Linked DNA regions of Homo sapiens: region 1 is linked to region 2. A link is a loop called in an ENCODE intact Hi-C map of the cell type or tissue named here. Cell type or tissue: PC-3. All regions are shown on one strand. Each heading gives the region's core, and the rest is flanking DNA. Links, peaks and the distances in the headings are about the cores only.

Region 1 (5,376 bases), core at 236-5,235, 65 kb after region 2:
TCTCAAAATGCTGGGATTACAGGCATGAGCCACCGTCCCCGGCCCCGATGCTGCTTTTAGAAATTGGTGGTCACATAGGCCTTAAAGTTATAGGCACAGCCATTCAACATTGGAAGTTTCATCAAGATAGAGCAACCTGCATGGATAATTTAAAAACACAAACACACATGCACACACACGCAGGCACGCATGCATATGTACACACATACATGCACACATGCAGGCACATACACGTGCACAGTAGTTGGTTTCATTATCGTCTTCACTGAGGGTGCAGCCTGGGAAGACCCCATGACCAGTGGCATTGTGTCTTCCATTTTGAGAAACAGGAAACCACAGTAAATAAACATCAAGGATCTTCTCGGCATCAGTCCTTCCTTCTCAGGCGCCCCTCAGCAGCAGGACAGAGTTCCCAGGACTGTGGTCTGTCACTTTTCGCATCCACCACGTTTCTGTCTGTACACGGACATCAACCCCCATGGCTTCCCAGGGTATGGTGATTTTCTACAGGGTCCAGTCTCAGACATTGTTTTATGTCTCAGCCTCTACTCCATATACTCATGATTCTCCAAACTCAGGGAGGGAGTTTTGTTTCTGGACGGAGTGCAGGGTTGGGTTGCAGATCAGCAGACAACGGGGCAAAGGCTGTGTGTGGACAATGTTGCCACTTGCATTTGGTCAGCCACAGAGTTGTAAGGTCTCTGCAAGTTCTATTCTAGGGGCTGCAAGAGGCAAAACCCAGGGCCTGGGCAGTTCTCAGGGCCTGGGCAGTTCTCAGGGCCTTCGTGGAGGGCGCAGTTCCTTCCTAGACTCTGAGTAGAAGAATGACCTTGCTCCAGCATGCTGCAAACACTCATCAACCTGTTCTCTAGATTTTCGCCATGGTCACATGGTGATTTTGGAAGCTGAGCTCTCTTTGTCTATTTTAGACCCAATTGAGTCAAAGACGTAGAAAGACAGAAGCCCCCAGGCTGATTCTGCGTAGCTCGTCTCTGACGGTCCGTGGCCACCTTGTCTGCTTGGCAGCAGGGATGACTCCCGTTCTGCCTTTCCCAAGAGCTCCCTGTGCCCAGTTGACTCCCTGCTTAGTCTTCAGCCTCCAAACCCTTCCCGCACGGGCCTCTGGTTGACAATTGGCCCCTGAGACAAGCTCCCCTGGGTGTCCTGGCAGGGCCACACACTCACCATGTGCAAGTACAAGCTCAGCACGTGCCCCCAGCTCCCTCCCAGCCGCACTGGGCTCCCACAAGCCCAACACCCTTATCCATTCTTCTCACCCCCAGTCCCTCCACAGGACATCAAGGGGTCCCCAGCACATTTTCTTCCTGCCATCCACACAAGAACAACCTACCTTTCACCTTTGGTCTGAATATCCTTAGACCTGGCTGAATTTACTTTTAGAATCTCAGAAACGCACTCATTTAACCGAGGAAGTAATTTAATGAGGAAGGAGCCCCTTTTCTCAATAGAGTATCTAGTCCCAAGAAAATGAGGTCACTGGCACAGTGATGAAGGATCCGTGCTGCAAACGCACCTGGTTCTCTTATGGATGGGAGCGCGTGGTGAGATATTTTCATTTCAGCCTGAGTGCTTAGCATTTCTCCTCAGCTTACTGAAAAGAGATAGAAAAAGATGGATGGCTCAGCCTAGAAGACCAGGGCAGAGAATACTGGGGCCTCAAAGAAGAGTCTCTGTCCAGTAGCAGATGGTGTTTCATTGGCTGAGGTATCTGACACTCCAAAGCTCTCAGGCAATAAGTCTGCCAAAAATGAAAAGATGAGAAACTTCTTCCTGCCTTCCACAAACATCATAAATGGGCAAATATGTGCAGAGTAGAAAAACAAAGATTATCTTCCAAATAGGTCCCAATTTTCTTGCAACTTAGTTTGGTGAGGGTGGAGGTCAGGAATTATTGAGAAGAGAGTAAATGTGTATGTTTGAACCATATTTCCTTGTCAATGAAATAGCAAATGTAAAGATGATTAACAAATACTCAGTGTTTAATAAGGATTATTTGAAATTAAGTGGGTGGCCCAAATTATGTATTTATGCACACAAAACCATGGAAAAGGAGAAAGACCTATGCGTGGGAAGCTGGTATGCTGGATCTGGCCTCCCCTTGAAAAGTAAATAGATAAAAGACATAAAAATACTTGGAAAAGTTGAAGCTGTATAAAATGTAAGATACTGTTTTGATAGAGTCATCTATGACTCAGTCATGATTAATTACCATTTTAAAAGGATTATCTTAAGCACACATCTCAGACCTCCTTAAATCACTCCTCGGTTGCTATCTTATGACAAAGGAAAACAAAACTAATCATTGAAGATACCTTTTCTTTTCTCTTCCTCAACTATGACATCTTACAAACCAGGGTTAAATGAACAGTGAGTACGAAAGCAGCCCCTGAGTGTGCATTCTTCTTTCATGCAAAGAGTGCTTTCAAGTAAAGAAAATACCTACTCTCCCTGGAGTTTTAAGCTGCTGTGTGCCAGGAGTCCCCATCCCTGAGGTCATGCTTTGGCTTTAATCACATGAGACATTGTTTGCAGACGCTGTCAGGTCATGGCACTCAGGGACTAGTGTGCACACATTCCTCGAGCCTCAGCAGTTCTGTCCTTAACACCAGGACCACAAAGTTTGTGGTTTCTAGGGTCACAAACCCCAAGAACTTTTCATTCCAGAAACCTCTCCAGGAATCTCCTTCAGTTCCTGTTTCTCTTTGTTTTCCTGTTTTTTACCCAGGTCTATCCACCCTAAGTCACTTGAGACATTAAAACTTTCCAATGTCTGGTAACACCCTGAGGTTAGACAATGTTGTTCTCAAAATCACAAAGGCTAAAAGCACTGGAGGCTGAGTAAGTGTTTAGATAAATTCATTTCACCTAATTCATCAATAACTTTGTCTGAGTTCCTACTGGTGCTACCTAGGTTGAAGAATGAGAAGTGTATAAGCCAATCCCTGTTCTGGAGTGGCTTTCTAATTATATTGTGGAAATAAGTTTTCCAAATTTGAAGCCGCAAGCAGCTACCATAAGAGCCTGCATAAATAAGCATGGAAATTGACACGTTGATTTTAAAATCATGGTGTTGATGTTGAGTTTGGGATGAGGGTGGGAAGAGGAGCCACTTATCTGATTAGGAGGAACTCGCTGAGGTCTGGAGGCAAAAAACTCTCCAGGCTGATGTCACAACACAAGCACAAGAAGCAAAATATCAAAAGTACACGTAGGCTGTGTGAACCATGTACACCGGCTAAGTGCAGGGCCAGGATGGAGGGCAGGAGAGGGGCTGAGGAGGAAGGGTACCTTCCCACAGGAGCCATGGAGTCAAGGCTGGAACCAATTCTAAGGATGAACTGAGACTTGCCAGTCAGTGAGAGAAGACTGGACCATTCAGGAAGCCAAGACAAGTGCCATGGGCAGCACAGGGAGGAGGGACGAGGGTCCTCCTCAATGATGTGGCAAAGGACTGAAGCCGGAATGGGAAACAGGAAGAGAAACTAAGAGGTAAGTCACCAGAAGTACGGAACATAAAGAAGACCCCATGAGCCCTGGATTTACTGCCTGAGCGCCTGAGTCATGGTGCCGGGGGAAGGGGAAAGGTAGGAGCCTGAGAGACACAGGTCTTCCATCTTAGAGGCAGAGAGGCCAGGTTGGGCCAACCGTCAATCTAACTCTTTTCCTTCATGGATCCTAATTCTGACTGATTGTGTGACAGATGCTTTCTCAATAATTACTAAATGGAGCTTTTGGAATTTTTATGAAAGCTAATATAGTGTTTTTCTTTAGAAGCCAAGGTGTCCCAAAGTAGACATCACTGCAGTGGGAGCAGGATCATTCTCCACCATGAGCGAATGTTCTGGTGGCCCACTGTGGGGTGGTAGGTGCTGCATGCCTCTTCTCCAAACGGAACACTAGGCGGGCCTGCCCTCCATTAGCAAGGACAAACTAGAACAGCATGTGCATTCCCTATGCTCCCTGGGGGTGGGGGCAACACCCCAGGGGGAGCCACAGCCAGGTCATTCTGCCAGGGGAAGATGTACACACTGCCAAGATGAGCACGGCCTTCCATCTGCGCAGACGAACGTGGGAGGGGGCACGTGAATCAAATCGGTAATTATACCTCAGTGTAGAAAAATTCACTCATAGAAGCATGTAAAATACCAATTCCAGAAGCCCAATCGGCGCACAGAGGAGGCTCAGGGTGACTTCAGCATAGGAGGAGAGACTGGAGTTGAGTCTTAAATGGTAAAGGGAAGGCTGGAGCATTTCAGGAGTGGCACAATGGGCACACAGACACATTGTAAGATATGTGTGTCCTTACAGAGGACACACCTGACATTTTTCAACACTCAGCTTTTGTGTCTCCTTTAGATCATTTTGAACATGACAGCTAAAAACAACCAAACTTATAGGAGATACTGTCCAGTGAAAAACACAACAAATGACTCTAAGGAAACTCTGAGGTTAGAAAAAAAGTCAGTCAGATAATAGATTTCATTTTTTATTTGCTATCATAGTTCATCCAAGACAATTCAATGGGAAAGAATAGCTTTTCCAAAAAATGGTGCTGGTGCAACTTGATATCCACATGGAGAAGAATAAAGTTGGACTCCCACCTCTCCCTGTCTTCAAAATCAACCCAAAATGGAACAGACACCTCCATGTACAAGCCGAAATTGTAAACCTCTTCTATAAATCTGTGTGACACTGAATTTGGTAACAGTTTTCTTATTATAATACAGAAGGCGTAAGCAACAAAAGAAAAAAAATAAATTGGACTTCATGAGAAGTATAAACTTTTTTTTTTTTTGAGACGGAGTTTTGCTCTTGTTTCCCAGGCTGGAGTGCAATGGTGCAATCTCGGCTCACTGCAACCTCTGCTTCCTAGGTTCAAGCGATTCTCCTTCCTCATCCTCCCAAGTAGCTGGGATTACAGGCGCATGCCACCATGCCTGGCTAATTTTGTGTTTTTATTAGAGATGGGGTTTCTTCATGTTGGTCAGGCTGGTCTCAAACTCCCGACCTCAGGTGATCCCATGCTGGGATTACAGGTGTGAGCCACGGTGCCTGACTAAGAAGTATAAACCTTTATGCATCAAAGGACATCATCAAGAAAGTGAAAAGACAACCTGTAGAATGGGGAAAACATTTTCAAATGAATTATCTGAGAAGGGTCAGCTGCAGTCTGAATGTTGGTGTCTCCCCACAATTTATATACCGGGATCTTATACCCAATGTGATAGAATTAGGAGGTGGGGCCTCTGTGAAGTGATTAAGGCATGAGGGCTCCACTCTTGTGAATGGCATTAGTGCCCTCATGACAAAGGCTCAAGTGAGATTCCTTGCCCCTTCGGCCATGTGAGGATGTGG
Region 2 (5,376 bases), core at 75-5,074:
GTAGAGGGCCAAGACGGAGGTAGTCGAGCCTGGTGACCTGGAGAAGGACTGCGCTCCCCGACCCCACAACTGCCCACCAGCTCAGACTCGCACAAAGGGAACCGCTCCCTCCCTTGTTAAGCCATGCCTGCTGGGTCTAGTTGGTGCAGCTCAGCCACATTCTGAGCTCATACACACCTCACCTGTGACCTCTCGGTCCTTAACACCCCTCTCCAGACAGGCCATGCCTCTTGTCATGCAGCTCCTATGCTTCAAGATCCACACTGAAGTTGTCCTTCTGTCTCACTGCATGGCTGATCGTCCCACCGCTCACTGCCCAGGACCCCGGAGCCCCCACCCAGGCCAGAGGCTGTGGCAGTGCTGGAACCCTCCCCTCACCAGCACCTGAGCTGCCTTGCTTCACCCTCGCTCCCCTATACTACCCTGGTCACCTCAGCCTGGATACCCCCAACTCTTGACCCACTGTGCACATGGAGCTCAGCAGTAAATGCTACCCCCAAAATCCCATGTTATCACTCTAAAAGTGTGGTCACCCAAGGATGGTACACAATCCTTACACCTGCCCCTGGGTCATTTGCTCCCCACCTCCCAGGACATTGAGTTCACATCACCTGCAATCTCCTCCATCTCCCTGCCCCACACTCTCCACCTGGGACCTCAGACTAAAGAGAAGGAAGCAATGACCAGCCCTTCCTCTTGCCAGAATCTCCCTGTGCCTCCAACCCCGCTGCTCTGCCCTCCCTCCCATCACAAAGGGCAGATGGTCCCGAGCCTCTAGAGGAGCCTTTGGAAGTTACTATTTTTTCCATATAAGTGACCCATTTCGCCCAGTGGTTCCTGTTGTTTTTCTGGCTGGGTCTCCTCTGCCTCCACCTCTCTACGCTTGGTCTTTCTGGTATTGAGAGATTTGGAGCTGAAGACATCCCTGCGTTCTGCTGTGTCCTATCTTCTACACTTGACTCTCTCAAACACGGTTTAATACACACATGCTGTCAAGAGCACTGTGTGCTGGAAGAAAAGGTGCAGTTCAGCAGCAGAGGGCCAGTCTAGGGGAAGCTGGAGCTGATGTGTCCTACAGCAAGTAGAAACATGAGACTGAGGCTGCCCCAAATCCACTTCAGTCAACCCTGGAGCCCTCCATCCGATGGCACCCTTTGACATGTGGACCTCCTATTTTGGAATGTTCATATTGCCCTCTGAAAGGGGAAACTTTGAGACAATACAGAAGCCTCTCTGTGAACCCAATGCCATGCTTTCCTGCCTGGGAGAATCTTAAGGAGAACCAAGTGGATCTCCCCGTCCATCGCCCACAAATAGCCAGGGCCTGATCGCACATGGAGCTTAGTAAATTTCTGTCTCACAGGAGAAACAAGATCTCCAGGCTCCCTTCCCACAACTCTCCTGCACTGGAATTCTTTCTATGGAGTGGTCTGGTTGCCATGGGTTATGTCCATGGGCCAGAGTCAGACAAAGGCGCTGGGCGGCATTGCACCTTGTCAAAGGTGCAGCCGTGACACTGCCTGCCTCCCTGGGCTCGACCCTGCCTTCCCCACTTCGGGCATGATCCAGGTCTCCTGTCTCCTAGGATAAGGTGAGGATTCCACGTAAATGCTCTCAGGTGTGATAAACACTCACTAAATCTTGGCTATGATTATTGTTGCTGTAAAAGGAGAAAGAAATTCACAACAGTTATGAATTTAGTCTATAAAGCAAAACTATCCATGGCAAAAACACAGAATAATGGACCTACATGGCATATGTCAACCCTTGGGGATTGTTGTTTCATTGTATGATTTTAACAATTGAGTTGGGAACATAGATTTTAATTTAAAATGTTGCTTTACTTTTCTTCTGAAATGCAAAATATATTTCTATTATGTCCTGGATACTAACAATTTTTTGTTCCTGATTAAATGTTCAGGAAACCCATGTTCCGTTTCTCTGAGGATGGAGTGTGCATCTTTCTTACTGAATTCTGCCTCCCTGAGAGGCTTCCCTGGCCTCTAGGCTGCAGGTACTCCGAGCTCTGTCCTCAGCAGCCTGGCAAAGCTGGAGCCACAGCCCCGAGGGAATAAGCCGCACTCTCCTTCCCCACAGTTCGTGCTCTGTCTGACACTAAGTGGGGCTCAGTGGGGTGTGATCTGATGTTTCATGTTCAACTTGAAGGAGGGTTCCACAAGGATTGAGGGGTGGAACCTGTAAAACATCTTAATCCACAGCCTTATCACTTTTAACTTAAATGAAAAAGGAAACCTGCTGTGCTGGCTGGAGCCCCAGCCTCCTCCTCAGCACCCAGAGGCCGTCCTGCAGCCTTGCAGGCTCCTGCAATTGCATTGCCAGATGGGATCCCCTAAGTCCTAAATCTCTGCAGGGGGCAGGGTGTTGGGTGTCTAGAAGTCTTCTTGCTGGAGATTCTCTTAAAATGGCTGTGCAGCCTCGGCCAGCAGGAGTATCCTGGAGAAATAACAGGCATCAGCAATTCCCAGTGGCTCCTCCAGGACCGGGGAGCTGTGCAGCCTGTGGCTCCCGCTCCTTCCGCTCCTCCCGCTCCTCCCTCACACGGAGGCTCCTCCCTGCGCGGGCACTGCCCAGACAAGCAGCCTACGGCCCTCCCGCGGCTGCCCCGCCCCCATCTGCATTCTAGCATGAATCAGGCCTTTTTATCACTTGCTTTTGAAACATGGATGATAAATCACACAAATATTTATTCCCTTTATACTTCTCAGTTTATCTAAATGGAGTGGCTCTTCGGGTCATTCATCTTAACTCTCGTTTTCTAAGCATTAACACTAATCACACACCTGCCAGGACAGGGGATTGAAGATACAAGAGGAAATGCTTTCCAGATGGTAAATGGAGACTTCCCCTCTGTTTTCAGGACTCTTCTAGGGATGCCAAGTAAGAGTCTAGATAACGCCGAGTAAGAGTCTGGATCACATATCGTGATCAAATGCTTTGTTTTCTCTGTAGCCCCGTCTCCACTTGATATTTGGATGGCTTATTCTTCTTGCTTATACAAACCCATTAGTGGAATAATTCCTTTTACAACCAAGATACATGGGTCCGTAGCTCTGCCTGCTGGTTGCACACTCTAGAAATGAAAGATAAGGCTCAGCAGGGCAGCTTTATTTCCACTGCTCTCCTATAGAAACACTTGCAATGAAAAGGGGGGAGCAATTTCCTTTTCTGTAGTTGCTTATCTCTTTTCGATCTGAGGCCGTGAAAATACTAATCACCCAGTAATGCACCCGTTACCAAGGGAATGAAAAGAAATCTGGTTGCTTAGGTGGTGTTTGTGTAGGAGAGGGTTTTGCTCACAGGAATGCTGGAGAAGTGAACATCTCGGTTCATTTAATTATCTAAGTAGCTGAGCGTTCCCAAGCAGCAGGATGGGCTTCCTGGGAGTGAGACCTGCGCAGCCTCCAGTGCTCCCTGCTCAGAGGAGCCTCCTGTGTAGTTTTATTCTCGGCTGTTGCTGATATGAAATTCCAAAGGATTTTTTTTTTTTTTTTTTTGAGATGGAGTCTTGCTCTGTCACCCAGGCTGGAGTGCAGTGGCGCAATCTCGGCTCACTGCAAGCGCCGCCTCCCGAGTTCACACCATTCTCCTGCCTCAACCTCCTGAGTAGCTGGGACTACAGGCACCCGCCACTACGCCTGGCTAATTTTTTTTTTGTATTTTTAGTAGAGATGGGGTTTCACTGTGTTAGCCAGGATGGTCTCGATCTCCTGACCTGGTGATCCGCCTGCCTCGGCCTCCCAAAGTGCTGGGATTACAGGCGTGAGCCACTGCCCCCGGCCCCAAAGGATTTTTAACAAGGGGCCTGGCACATTTGTTTTGCACTGGGGCCCACGAACGGCACAGTCAGGGTGGCAGGCAGCCCCACTTCTGTGTCAACATGGCTTTCTGGAATATTTGGGGATTGTATTAGAATGCTTGGTGTTTTAGCAAATCTACTATGCATTCATTACTTGAGTTCAAGAAGCCATTCTATACTGTTGTCAGATCATGGGTGTGAGCCTCCAAGGTCCGCAGGCAGTGGCTCTCTGCAGTTACTTTCTTTGTGCTTCTGGAATGAGAGCCAGTTTTACTCAACTTTGGAGTACTTGCAGGGGGAAGAAGTAACCATGAGGGGCCCTTCCAGAGTCATTAGAGCTTTGTTCTGTAGATCCCAAGGTTTGCCCTCTCTGCTGAGAGAGAGCCCAGTGGGGTGGACACGGGACTGTGTGTCTCACCCACAGAAGCCACCGTGCTGAGGCCCACCTGATCGTCTTTGGGTACCTGTTTGCCCTCCACTGTGCCCTTTGCAAAGACATCTAACCAATCTCAGTCTAATCAGGGAAACCAGAAGTGCTATGGCCCCTCCAGAATGAGTGCTGGGCCTGGCCCAGTGACTCACGCCTGTAATCCCAGCACTTTGGGGCAAGTGGACGGCTTGAGCTCAGGAGTTCGAGACCAGCCTGCCTGGGCAACATGGTGAAACTTCAGCTCTACCAAAAATACAAAAAACTTAGCTGATGTGGTGGCACACGCCTGTGCTCTCAACTACTTGGGAGGGAGAGGTGGGAGGATCACTTGAGCCCAGGAGGCAGAGGTTGCCCTGATGGCACCACTGCACTCCAGCCTGGGCCACAGAGTGAAAACCTGTCTCAATAAATAAATAAATGTATGAAATAAAAGATAAACACTGTTAGGGAGCTGTTCAGCTACAGTGTGACGTCACCAGATCAGGTAGGAATGCCGTGGCTTGAAACTGTCTGATCACCTCAATGTGCTGATTCTGAGGTATAAAAGATGACACCTTACTGTGTCTCCCCTGGGGAAAATGTGACTTTGCACCAAAACAATGAGCTTGAAATGTATTTAAGCAGGTACAGACATTGGCCTGCATACGTCTCTAATGAAAGTCAAGTGATAACTATAGACAAACACAATAAACCGTAAGCCAGACTAATTGAACTTATTTCATGAAACACTGAAAAGGAACATAGAAACCATTGCAGAAGCAGTGGGGATACAACATTAACTTTCTGAATTTGAATATGTCATTGTACATCTAGAAATGTGCCTTAAGTAGTCCTGTAAGGTATTTTGTACTTTGAGTTTTTATATTTTGTTTGCTTGATTTTCATTGTGTTGTATGTGTATGTGTTTTGTTTTATTTACTTATTTTTAAAGACCTTTTTTTCCAGCAGTTTTTGCTTCATTTCATGGCAACATTAAGCAGAAAGTAGAACATTCCCATATATTTCCTAGGCCCACACTCGTCCACCCTTCCCCACCATCAACATTCCCCACCGGCGTGCTCCATTTGTAAAAATTTGTGAGCCCACATGGACACATCCCTATCACCCAAGTCCATAGTTTACATGGGCG

The links. Peaks named below come from ENCODE experiments on the same cell type or tissue, not always from the same donor. Only the 100,000 strongest peaks of a DNase experiment are listed, where the experiment ranks them.
Region 1: it touches region 2 in a loop (8-fold over the local background); 9 of 110 quality-filtered maps call a loop at or near these places.

What each region holds. Positions count from the first base shown.
Region 1 is chr5:5,333,546-5,338,921 of GRCh38, forward strand. The region is part of intron 2 of LOC101929200 (a long non-coding RNA gene); the gene reads right to left. Among named protein-coding and RNA genes, the nearest start is that of ICE1, 86 kb to the right of the region's middle. In PC-3, for the core only: no CTCF peak of the experiment used is centred there; a DNase peak (open chromatin) is centred at 2,466; H3K4me3 peaks cover 888 bases; H3K27ac peaks cover 2,966 bases.
Region 2 is chr5:5,268,865-5,274,240 of GRCh38, forward strand. All of the region lies in intron 18 of ADAMTS16 (ADAM metallopeptidase with thrombospondin type 1 motif 16), which reads left to right. All of the region lies in intron 5 of LOC101929200 (a long non-coding RNA gene), which reads right to left. Among named protein-coding and RNA genes, the nearest start is that of ADAMTS16-AS1, 95 kb to the left of the region's middle. RefSeq lists an enhancer at 2,431-3,091. In PC-3, for the core only: CTCF peaks have their summits at 2,406 and 2,621; a DNase peak (open chromatin) is centred at 2,597; H3K4me3 peaks cover 1,355 bases; H3K27ac peaks cover 1,311 bases.